Linked DNA regions of Homo sapiens: regions 1 and 3 are each linked to region 2. The links are chromatin contacts, found by Hi-C or POLR2A ChIA-PET in ENCODE. All regions are on one chromosome and are shown on one strand. The core of a region is the stretch at or near the end of the contact, and the rest is flanking DNA. Distances in the headings are between cores, read along the strand shown.

Region 1 (4,070 bases), core at 751-3,250, 400 kb before region 2:
TCTGTCCGCCAACAAATATTCATAAGTCAAAGTTCCCTTAGGGTGAATGTTCCCAGCTAGTCAGAAGCTCTGGGCAGGCACAAGCATTGATAAAAAGGTGGTCTGAGAGAAAAGCAGCTAAGAAACCTCCAGAGCATTTCTATTACAATTCTTTTGGAGAATTATGAGTGCAGGTAGTAGATTTCTGATTCCTGCATTCTCTTGTGAGCACTCACTTCCCTCCTGTTGATGAAGTTTTTGTTCCAAAGCTCTGCTGCTTTTTTGTTTCTCATTGCCCCAGCTCAATCCAACTGAGTCCTCCTACCCCTTAATTATAGTGATATATATATCACTATAATATATATATATATATAACCTCTAGTGTGTCTATGATCTATACATGAGCCTTGAGTTCACACTGCTTTGGAGGATGATGTATGTTTCCATGTTTCTGTAAGGACGCATGCCACAGTGTTAATTCAGTATGGGCATTGGTGCCAGGAAGGGAGGTGGACTTGGGATTGCAGAATTTTCCTCCTGAGCCTACCCGGAACCCCCTCCTCAGCCTCCTCTCTATGGACTCCCATCACCCTCAGCTCCATCCATCACAGCTGCAGCTCAGCCTGGTGATGTATTACACTAACATATCATTAGTGCAACGGCAGAGCAAGGAGCTTTGATGATGTATTGGGGCCATACATCATCAGAATGAGTCACTCTGATGATGTATAACTCAAAAGATGGTACTATCCAGGGAAATGTGGACATACCATAAATCAGGGACAATGTTAAAGAAGAAAACTCAGGACAGCCTCGGAAGGAAAATAAAGGTTCAGGGGTCTCCCGCAGTAGGGATTGAGAGGCAAAACTAGTACATTCTTAACGGCTCAGATTGAAGCTTTCTGTTAGCTGTGGCATTCTTAATGACTAAACCAGATCACCAGCATCCCGGGTGACACTTGGATTTCCTTTCCATCTGGAATGTAGTTTGGCTTCTGCCTTCCTGCAAAGCCCCTTGTTTTGACAGAGATACGGAGTCCATCAGATCAAAAGAAAAATGCTCCAGGTCTGCGCTCCATCCGGGTCTTCTTGGATTGCCATCCATTGCAGGGATTGTGGAAGGCTTTTTAGTCTATGATGGTTTAAGCTTACCTTCTCTCTGAAGTGTTCAGCTTTCAGTCATTTATTACTGAAGTTCCATAGACTCATGCAAGAGTGTGAGTTTGACATTAGGTTGAAAATATAAAGCTATAAAGCCAGGGGAGGCCTTGCTGGGCTGCAGGAGTTATAAACAGTTGAGGATTTCTATTTGTCAGTGGGATAGATCTGGACAAAACTTTCTTTGCTTTTCTCTCTTCAAATTAGCCACAAAAAGGAGAGAAGATTCTATAATATTAAACTTAAGGCACAGAAAACAACCCCAACTAGATGTTCATGGGGCCAATTTACCTGATTGGCCTAGAAATATTGGCACTTAGGTCTGGAGTCTGCTGAAACCTACAACATCCTGTCCTCTACCTTTCCACTTGACTCTATCCATAGGGAGATACGTTATGAAAATTGTCAGCCTCCCTCCAATCACCTCAGTTTGGGGGTGTGTGTGGCATTTTCATAATTAAGAGCATAAAACTCTTTGTAACTTTTAAAAGTGATAAAGAAAGTCTTAAGGAAAGGGAGTTGAGAGCCACAGGCAGAAGGGGGAGGTAAGACCACACACAGGCACATGGGGGAAAAAATTAACGTTTGTGTTTAATGCTTTATTCAATGCTGAACTGTCAACTTGAGATCTGAGGCCATAACATACTGGTTCTATCCCTCCACCCATCCAAAATAAAATAAAAATCAAAGCCTAGGTGCTTTGCGACTGCAGAATATCAGAACTCAGCCCTTGGCATATGGGATCCATTATAGGCAAGAACTCTTCCTCCAGGGGTTCCTTCCTCTAGTCCCCACCCACACTCCAGCAGCAAGCAAAGGCTCTTCCAGCCAACCCTGGTCATGTTGCTGTGACTCATTGCCTTTGTTTTATTACAAGCTCCACAGTGGACTCTGTCCTGAAGGGCAGCACAATTGGAGAGCTCTCCTAGGGGGTGCAGGAGAAGGGTTTTGGCCACCATAAAACACAACGTTGCCACTCCCCTCCCTGTGGAAAGGATGGGGGCGGTGGGGGGGCCTCCACCACCTGAACAGCAGTTAAGAGAACAAAATGCTTTCTTTTTTTATTGTTCTCAAATAGCTGTGCCTTCAAAGGCCTTTAAAAGTTGAAACAAAACAGATCTTGCCTCTGCTCTTTATTTATTCTTTGGCGGGGGGAAGGGGAGAAGAATGAAGTTGCTGATAAAGCCAGTACATTTCTTGGGAGTTGTTTATAAAGGAGTTGGCACCGAAAGGGGTCCCATAATGCCTTAGGGACAGTCTTGCCTTAGGGACAGTCTCTCTATGGAAAGGGGGTGGCAGTCACCTGCATCCATCTGCAAGGACTCCCTCTGTCTGCGCAGTGAAGAGTCATGAGGCACAGGCATTGGGCACTCATGATGCCTGGCCTAATGGGAAAGCCAGGGCAATAGCTATTACCAATACCAAGGGATGGGTGGAGGGAACTGTTGAGATCTACATGACAACACAACTCAATGATCAACATTAGCACAAGAAAGAACATAAGAAATTTACCAGAACTATAGTTTGAGCTACTAGGCCAGTCAGCTTCATTCAAGAGTGGTTTGGGCCAAGCTATGTGGCAGTACAACCATTGAGCGACCCTGCAGATTTGGCCCACTGGGCTTGCAGCCCCCATCAGAGCTGTGTGTCCACTCATCAAACCTGCTAGATACTGTGAATGTCAACAGTAAGAGGCATGGCAGAAGCAGTAGCAACAGGTCCCACAATTATTACACACTGTTTATCAGCACTGTGTTAACTACTTGGCTTACATTATATCTCATTCAACCTTAATAATACCTTGAAGGGGTAGTTTTATGCACCCCATTTGCATTAGTCTGTTCTCACACTACTTTAGAAATACCGGAGACTAGGTAATTAATAAAGAAAAGAGCTTTAGTTGGCTCACGGTCCCACAGGCTGTACAGGAAGCATGGCTGGGGAGGCCTCAGGAAACCTACAGTTATGGCAAAGGTGAAGGGGAAGCAGACATATCTTCACATGGCCAGAGCAAAAAGAAGAGAGAGAGAGGGGAGGTGCTACATAATTTTAAACAACCAGATCTCACAAGCACTCACTCACAATCATAAGAGCAGCACGGAAGGGGAAATCCACCCCCATGATCCAGTCGCCTCCCACCAGGCCCCACCACCAACATTGGGGATTACAATTTGACATAAGGTTTGGGCTGGGACACAGACCCAAACCGTATCACCACTTTTAGATGAGAAAACCAAGGCTAGTATCACTGCATATCTGTTCTGCAGTTATGGCTAGTAAGTGCCAGAGGAAGATTTCAATCCAATTTCCTTTGACTCCCAAGATTTCAATTGCCAACATGGTGTGGCCTGCAATGTGGGTCACACCTGCAGTGCTGCCCAACAAGGCCTTGAACCTCTCCATTGCCCCAGCCCCTTCTCAAGCTGCCTGCCTTAGGGGATGGCTCAGACTTCCATTCTAGAAACCATGTCCAACTTCTTTAAAACTTGAAACAACCATTATTCTATTTCAAACTTCCTATTATTTTGTGCATGAATTAAAGAGCAGAGGAATAGTCTTAAATGCCAGAGGCCACTTGCCGAAAGGCGCAAAGTCAAGGAAGAAAACAGCTAAGTGGGTGTGTATGTGGGGGAGCTGCTCTTATTCTTGAGTTTCTCCTATCAGCTCTGGAGCTGGTCTCAAAACTGTGACCTGGTTTTTTGACAATATGTCCACACCTTCTCTACCTTCAGACAGAGAATGTGCCCAGAGTCCAAAGGGCAGCAGAAACATGCAGAGATAAAGCAACTTAACTTTTCCTAAATTACTTGAATCTCCAGAATAAATAATGATAATAATAACAATAAAAACACCCCTGCTATGTTATTTTGTGACCCCTCCCACTTCAACATAATAATAATGCATAGTTTTACAAGATGGAGGTGCAAGAACTA
Region 2 (4,312 bases), core at 828-3,327:
GATATTGATCCTAATAGGACATGAAATTCAAGAAGGAAGGATGCTACTAAAAGTGAAATTCTGAGTATATAATTATGAATATTGACAACAAGGAAGGAAGGTTGGGGAAGCTTGAGGATAGGGAAGCAGTGAAAGAAACCAAACTAGTATAACTGTATGGGGCATATTCTAGTGAATTCAGATTTTAAGAAGTCACTTATGAAAACCATGCTCAAAGGAAGAAAATAAGTCTACTGTTGGAAAATGGTTGTTAAAAAAAGAAATCCCAAATGACAGAGGAAAGGCAGAATGATTAAAACTAAGCTCTTGTTTTGTCATTATTTTCTCCATCATGAAATTATATCCTTGGGCTAGACTGATGAGTGAAAAGTAAAAAAGAAAAAAGAAATGGAAGAATGAGGCCCTAGAGAGCTTATGAGACATAGGAGATGCCTGGTGTCTAGACCTATACAAATAGTATCTTATTTTACAATAGCAACAACAAAAAAATTCTTATAGATCTGCTCATGGAAACAATGTTACTAATATTTGAAAAAATACAGATAAAAAGCAAATTTGGGCAAATATTTTTGTTGATTTTTTAAAGGAGGAACAGAAGATTCTAAAAATAATGACACTAAAATTGTAAAAAATTATGTTAAATATATGATATATGAGCACGTTGAAAAGATAGTAGCAACTTTTAAGAGCTAGTACATCTTTTTACCTAGAATGAGCTAGGCCAAATCAATCTCTCTCTCTCTCTCTCTCTCCCCCTCTCTTCTCCACTCCCTTTCTCTCTCTCTCTCTCCCTCCCTGCCTTCTAGCTCTGTCTTTTAGAAACAGTTATTCAGCTGGTAGATCAGTGAGACCATAAACATTATAAATTGATTTCAATAAGACATCTAACAAAAATCCCCCATGATATTGCTTTGCAACAAATAAAATAAATGAGATGCAATTCATAGCAGATCAATTAACTACATCAAAAAAATGTTGATCCATGAATCAATGTCCTTAAACCTACCCACAGGACTCTATCCTTGCCTCCAGACTGTTGAATAAAACCCAGAAATCTGTTCTAACAATAGGCTAAACCCAAAGACCCATAATATGCAAAACAAAGCAAAAGTACCCACTTAGATCTGAAAACTCAATTTCCCAAGCAAGGGATGGGAGAGTTTTGCTGGGCAGTCGCTTATATAAAAATAAAAGCCCAGAAAGCACTGGTTGACTCTGAGCTATGTTACAATAACACACGGCAGATGCCTGGCCTCCCTGGAAGTTGCCCCGCTCATACACAACTGTCTGCATGTCCTGGGTGGGATGCGGGATGAAATGTTTCTTCCAATCCTCAGGTTCCACGAGTCTAATATCAATATGAATTCCTGCCTGGTGACCTGTGTGAGTATTGCTCAACAACTGTAGAGGAAGAATTGCAGAAAACGAAGGCGATTACAAGTTTTTCTAAAGCCACTGATTTTATCACAAGCCACATACAGAAACCTTCCCAATATCTGCTAATTACCAAAAGGTAGTGATCCTCCAATATCTAGCAGTAGGACACACACCCCAGCTGACCAAACCATGAGTTTAAGACAGGCAGAAAAACCTAACATCTCCCTACCATGACAAAGGCAACTAGAATTGCCAAATCCTATACACAAAACATTTAATTTATAACAGTTAAAACCTGGCCTCTGACCAAGTCCAAAAGAACTATGTCTTATTTCACTTGCTCTTGAATATGTCTCTTTCAGAGATAAATGGCTCTGCTCTTGGCCAGTCCTCCCCTCTGTGTGGTGTTTTGTTTAGCTGGGCTTATGACAAGCCAAGAGTTGATGCATCTGCTTGAATGTGTAATTTACCTCTCTGGTCAACTTAGCTTTTTTTTCCTTGACAATATTATGTCAAACAATCACATCACAACTGGCTCTGATCTCTTTGTTGTTAGCTAATAAATTAAAGAGTATTTATTATCTGCAATCCTTTTTTCCTCTTTTAATGGTGACACATTTGTGGTGAATTACAGGGCAGCTTTATAAACTAGGCTCCAGGCCAGTCTCAGGCCCTGCGTCCATGTGAACGTTCCTTCTCCCGGTTGGCCTCCCGGACTGGTGGTAAATCAAGGCAGCTGTCACAGTACACTAAGTTAGTGTGCGTCATTGGGGAGAGCAGGAAGCGTTGGGGGTATAATTCTGTCCATCAAACTAATATGTTATATCAGTAGCTTTGTAATCTTCTGCCATAACTTATGGGAAGTGACACCTAAGAATTCACTTTGAAGGCAATGTGTTTCTTAGACTTTAAGTCAAAACAGACCCGATTCACAGCAACAGTTCCTCTGTTTACATGAGTGGATTTCTAGTGCCGGGGAACCAGGTCCCTATCAATGTGGCAGTATTTAACACGCTCCACCACCGGCTGGACTCTGTTTACAGCCCTCACGGCAGGATTTGTAAACTTTTCAAACAGGGTTTCTTCTCTTCTTGTTACCCTTGCCTTAACCTCCAGTAGCGGGATAGATAAACATGCTCCTTGAATGTTATCATGACAAAGCAAACCTCTGACAGATGGGAATGAATGGGTGACCCATTTCCCTTGTCCGGTCCCCTTCAACCTTTGTCTTGACAAATGTGGGAAATGGCTCTGGAGGACAGAAGAATACTCACACCGCTATGATAGCACTGTCAGCTTTGTGCTGTTGCTAAATGTCCACATGATACTTAGAAGCGACGGGAGGGCCGGGCGCGGTGGCTCACGCCTGTAATCCCAGCACTTTGGGAGGCCGAGGCGGGTGGATCATGAGGTCAGGAGATCGAGACCATCCTGGCTAACAAGGTGAAACCCCGTCTCTACTAAAAATACAAAAAATTAGCCGGGCGCGGTGGCGGGCGCCTGTAGTCCCAGCTACTCGGGAGGCTGAGGCAGGAGAATGGCGTGAACCCGGGAAGCGGAGCTTGCAGTGAGCCGAGATTGCGCCACTGCAGTCCGCAGTCCGGCCTGGGTGACAGAGCGAGACTCCGTCTCAAAAAAAAAAAAAAAAAAAAAAAAAAAAAAAAAAAAAGAAGCGACGGGAGATAACCTTCAATGGACAGTGTGCTTTTCTAAGTCATGATATCAGTGTGACCAGACTTAGACCATACGTCCTCTGAAAGCAATGCGTTATTTTCTAGGATTTGCTGTTGGATTGTCCCTGTCTTCCCCCACTCTCTCTTCCTTGGCTGTTTTTCTCAGCAGGCCAATGAGAGAAGCCCTTTGGGGAAGATTAAGTAGTTTTGTGAGCTGCCATCTGATGGAAAAGAAATCTACAAGAACTGTTCAAAGGAGCTCTTCCTCCCCCAGGCACAAGACTAAATATGCACAGTAAAGAAATTTGAAAAATGCCTGCCCTTGCCATCCCCAATACCCCTCTGATTGATAGCAGAGAGGGTTTGCTATGATAATTCTACTTTGACAGGTCCCAGGCATAAATCCCACAAAGTTGTTGCTCTAGTTTGACAACCTTGGAGGGCTCCAGTTAGGAACAGGAAACAGGCCTCTATTTTTCACCCTCAATGCTCCTTCAGGTGCAAAGAAAAGACTGTATGGAAAAAATAATTTCTTATCTAAGGGGGAAACCAAATTCAAAGCAGTTTTAATACTTATTCATCAGAAAGAATGTCCAATGGAGAAAAATGTGACCTCAGTCCTGCTTCTTCAAACTTAAATTGAAATGCTCCAAATACGAGATTTGAAACCTATTCATGATGAGAAACGGATACCCTTTTTTCATTTTTTGGTTTTCCAAAGTTATGTTAGTATTCTCCTTCAAGGTCAGCCTAGAAATGTATCATAATATTTTATAAAAATCATTACTTACAAATGAAAGTACATACATATCATAACATCCATAATTTATCATCAAAGCTTGCAATGTGCCACCCTCTGTATCCCATTATATCCACTCAATTCTCATAACCACCTTAAATGAGTAGAGTCTCAATTTATAGGAATGCAGTTAAAAAGAGAGTCAAACTAATGAATTTTTTCCAGGATACATCTTTCAATCTTGCTTCACAATATGCCAGGGGATCTTTGGGAATCAGTGCACCTTCCCTCTCCCCTTCTCCAGCTGAAGAATGATAACTCAGCAATGAGAACCTTAGTCATGAAATCATATTCAACTGTGTTAAATGAAAAATTTGTGGCCCAGTGAGGTGGCTCACACCTGTAATCCCAGCACTTTGGGAGGCCGAGGCAGGTGGATCACCTGATGTCAGGAGTTCAAGACCAAGGTGGCCAACATGGCGAAACCTCATCTCTACTAAAAATACAAACAAAATTAGCCAGG
Region 3 (4,004 bases), core at 1,099-3,598, 310 kb before region 2:
TGCATTCTGTCTCTTGGCATAATCCCATTTATTGCCATTTATATCATTCCTACTATAGCAACTCTCCCCCATACACATTCCATACTTAGAATTTCCCCTACTGTTTCTTAGCAAAATTCCCTTGTCCCAGGTTGGTTGTTCTCTGGGCCACATTCCAAGATACTCTAGAAGAATTAGCATGTGCTTATATGATAATATGCACAAATAACACAATTTATGACCTATCCCAACCACAAAGTGACAAATTAACACTTAGCATTATAATTACCCAAAGGATGGGAACTCCCAATGCTGGGAAATTTCAGGTAGACTTGTAGGAAGACAATATTTTGAACAGTGGTTGTGGCTTTCAATGTTCTTTGGGTCATTTGAGGGGTTGCTGATGCATTAGAAGAAGTAATACACAACACTGTACCACAAGCCGATGGTCCAGTTGTCATATAAACAGGTAATCAACATTCTTTGTGCTTCTCTGGTGTCATTTTCCTTTCCAGGTCTTACTCATAACAGTCAGTTTCCTGCATGGTATTTGAACAACTTAGAGAGAATCGAGTAATGGTAGCGCCCTTCTTCAGTGAAGGTTTCTTCCTGGAAACAGAACCGGAAGAAGCAAGTGGTCAAAGGTCACATTGGATCAGCTACAATGATGGACAGCAGGGAAGAGTCTCAATGGGTACTATTGTGTCCACGCTGGGCATTACCTGTGTTGCAGCCACACAGACCTGATTTAGGCTGCCCTTGCAAGTAGCAAGTACTAAACACCATTATTGTTTTGATGAAAAGGGTCCTGTGGATTGTTTTTGGTCTGCATGTTAACAAAGAAAAGAAGAAAGACAGCCAGGTTATTTCTTGAAAACAGCAAGAAAGACATTTTTCCCTTGAAAATGTACAAGATACATCTCCGCTGGAAACACACACATGCACACACACACACACACACACACAAACAAATGAAAAATCCTTTCATCCAGAATCTGTGGTTTGCTTTCTTTTATTCCTTAGTATACATGAGTATGTGAAAACACACAACACTCAGACATGCAGCCTGATCAAGTGATAATCTCTTATAATGTGCTTCTATTTAAAGCAACAAACAGATGGAGGGTTTATGAGTGAGGCTGGTAAAAGTAAAAGCAAATGACTGCAATAGTTGTACTTTTAATAGGATTCCCCACAATCCAAGACATTATTCCCTGAGGAACAAATTGTTCTTTAAAATTATGTTACTTAGGAAAGAGACAGTCGTCCTGACATTGCTGAGGCAACAGAGAGCTGCAGGACAGCCTTGAATTGCCGAGGTCTCTCCACTCAAGTCAGTGTCCTAGGGGAGGAAAGACAGTGATGTCAGGCACCACAATCCCCAAAGAACAAGCTCAGTGGAATAGGATAAAAGGAAGAAAGACCAAAGGGTAAAGGGGGTACAAAACATGTCTGGGCCCTGATTGAATTTATTACTTTCTACTTCTCAACTTTGAAAAACAAGGTTTGGGAAATTCCTACAGATTTAGGATAAACATGCAACATGGGTTCTACCTCTGCCAATTCAGACCAAAGTCTAGCTCTAGCACAGCAAATTTTGGTTAACACACAGTGGAACTGTAACCAACCCAGCACTTCATTATCACTATCCCTGCTTAAGAGAAACAAAGCTGACTATAATTCTATCAATAAGATGAATATACCTTAGTGATGGCCTTTAGGTAATTTATAATTAAAGCTAATCTTAATTAAAGTTATTACACCATTCTGGAAGAAAATAAACAACCCAAAGAGAGGGAAACAATGTGGTCAATAACTCACTCCAAAAATATGTTTTGCCTCCAAAGCTCACATTGAGGGAGACATTCCTGCGCATGATACAAATGGTTCTGACATTAAAAAAAGTAAACAAGTAAGAAAAATAAAGATGGAAAAATTCTGTGGTCAGTTCACAAGTGCTTTTTTATTGTTTGAGGCAGGGTTAAAGCCTTTTATAAAGACAAGGATATATGTGTGGCTAGATTGGATATGACATCTGACTCGTCTAGCTGCCCTTGCACAGAATTCTGGCTGCCCATATTATGCCAGGGAGAAAACATGTGTTGATGCTTCTAAACAATGACCCAGGGTGGGACCAAATGCAGATAATTTAAAGCATTTTTCCAGTGCTGTTTTGTAGATCAAACAGAGAAAAGGTACTCAAATCCAGTTACTAATGGATTTGAGAGATAAATGCAAACATTCAACATTCTCCAATTTTTCATGGTTTTGAGGATTTTAATGTTAACTTGTCTAAAGAACTGATTAACAAAGGTTGTGTAATCTCAAACAGGGACTCCTGCCAGCCTCAATACATGTCATTCAAGGCCTGTGTTGACTCAGTGGGCCAGAGGCTATGTAAACGGGCTAGAGCTGAGAAAGTAGGTTCTCCTTGGGCAGCTTAGGGATTCTGAGTCCCCATAGTTTTACAATAGCAGCTCCTAGTCCCTCAGTATCTATAACTTGGAGGGATTCTCTTTCAGGTTTTGCTGTCATCAAACTGACCTAATACTGGGAGGACAATGAACACTTGGTCTAAATGGAAGAAGCAGAAAAATAAACACTATCGTGTCAAGAACAATCAATCAACCTTTTGAACATCTTCTAGAGTGATTTGACTGGTGCACCAGCAAGTTAGATAAACTTTGAGTCACCCAACTAGCAATGATCACACTTATGTTCCTTGTGACATTAGTGCTAGTGCACAGCCAAGCATACAGGAAGACAGAGCACTGTCTCACAACCTGTGGATTTGATTTCTGAGAGGTCATGACAAAGATGCAAAATCCAAAAGGTTTGTGCCTTCTATAAAAACTCTTTGGTCTGGTGGGTGTTTTCAACAGTCTTAATTTTGTTTTTTAACCTCCTGACCCTTCACTCTATCTTTCATCACCTCACTCCCTTTAAATAGCACCCAAAGGAGCAAGCCAGCCCCACGCACAAGTATGGCCACAGGCATCACTGGAAGTGTGTACGGTTAAAAATAAATTAATAAATAAGAGTCCCTGGTGCAACCAAACCCTCATGCTGAGAAAGATGCCTTATGCCTTACACTGCATCATATTCAGGGCAAGAAGTGGATTTAGAGTTGAATGAAACAAGATAAAAGTCCACGCTTTTGTAGTCAGGGATTTAGGGAAAGCTATTTACGCCAATAAAGGGATTGTAGCAACATGAAGCCAGCCATAAATGTATGACCTGGCTGGGAAGTTATACCTTGTTCTCCGAAAAACTGCAAACTGAAATGCACCACCTGTCATAAAATCGATGCTAAAGGAAGGTGGAGGGGAAGAGACGGGAGCTATGTATATGCAGAATACAGGACGTTAAGATTTAAAAGGAGTGAGGGAGAATGGCCATCCCCTAAACTGTGACTATTTCACTAAAAATAAGCCCACAGCACGATGGTATCAGAGGGATTTCAATTCAATAGGCGAGCTGAGGACAGTCTTTCTCACTTGACTGCAGCCACTGAGCATGTCCAGGGAGGCCCCAGGTGTGACCTCTGCTCCCCTGTGAGCAGTGGCAGGACCAGGCAATCTATCATGGTGTTCATGCTGTCAGCCCTGTTGCTTTGCCACCGCTGTCTGTCACCCTGGTGGATGAGACCTGCTTAAGGGCAATCATGTCAATCTCTATGTGACCACTCAGTCTAAGGCAGAAGGATCATCTTGACAGGCCTGGCAAAGTCAGCGGAAGGTACCAAAAGCTGAAGTCATAGCTTTTCCCAAAGAGAGGCAATGTGGGCTATTGTTTTTTCTTTAGCGTTTTCTTTATTTTTGATTTCCCTTTTGATTTTATTTTCATGAAATGGGTGAAGGTATACAGAAGTTGGCTTCAGAGCTGGTCATCTCGGATAAACCTGTTGCCCTCTGAGTTTTTCCCATAGTAAACGTAGCGACACTTCCCCAGGACACCTGCAAATAAAAAGACACACATCATTACAGGTGGCACACTTAGCATAGCAGGGAAACACAGGTGCTGAA

The links. A loop is a pair of places that touch in the nucleus more often than their neighbours do. ChIA-PET counts read pairs that join two places held with the same protein, here RNA polymerase II (POLR2A). Pooled maps may share reads with other maps.
Region 1: a loop to region 2 is called in a map of sigmoid colon, with 9 times the contacts of the local background. The contact joins two enhancer-like sites. A Hi-C loop is called at or near these places in 2 of 168 maps with a recorded cell type or tissue (IMR-90 and sigmoid colon) and 5 of 50 pooled maps. POLR2A ChIA-PET finds 5 or more read pairs at or near these places in 2 of 52 experiments (AG04450 and Panc1).
Region 3: a map of ovary shows a loop between it and region 2 (3-fold over the local background). The contact joins two enhancer-like sites. A Hi-C loop is called at or near these places in 4 of 168 maps with a recorded cell type or tissue (IMR-90, ovary, prostate gland and 1 more) and 6 of 50 pooled maps. POLR2A ChIA-PET finds 5 or more read pairs at or near these places in 1 of 52 experiments (AG04450).

What each region holds. Positions count from the first base shown.
Region 1 is chr10:76,647,946-76,652,015 of GRCh38, reverse strand. No RefSeq gene overlaps it. Among named protein-coding and RNA genes, the nearest start is that of KCNMA1-AS1, 240 kb to the left of the region's middle. Within about 2 kb of position 2,000, at least 3 of the 41 ENCODE cell types and tissues checked have a DNase peak (open chromatin) inside an H3K27ac peak, as active enhancers do.
Region 2 is chr10:76,249,961-76,254,272 of GRCh38, reverse strand. The region is part of intron 5 of LRMDA (leucine rich melanocyte differentiation associated); the gene reads right to left. Among named protein-coding and RNA genes, the nearest start is that of KCNMA1-AS1, 640 kb to the left of the region's middle. RefSeq lists a silencer at 2,008-2,302. Within about 2 kb of position 2,077, at least 6 of the 41 ENCODE cell types and tissues checked have a DNase peak (open chromatin) inside an H3K27ac peak, as active enhancers do; they include ovary and sigmoid colon, where a contact is called at or near this core.
Region 3 is chr10:76,557,140-76,561,143 of GRCh38, reverse strand. It overlaps LRMDA (leucine rich melanocyte differentiation associated), which reads right to left. Exons shown (of 7, transcript NM_001305581.2): 7 at 976-3,935. The coding sequence ends at 3,856. Among named protein-coding and RNA genes, the nearest start is that of KCNMA1-AS1, 330 kb to the left of the region's middle. Within about 2 kb of position 2,348, at least 7 of the 41 ENCODE cell types and tissues checked have a DNase peak (open chromatin) inside an H3K27ac peak, as active enhancers do; they include ovary and sigmoid colon, where a contact is called at or near this core.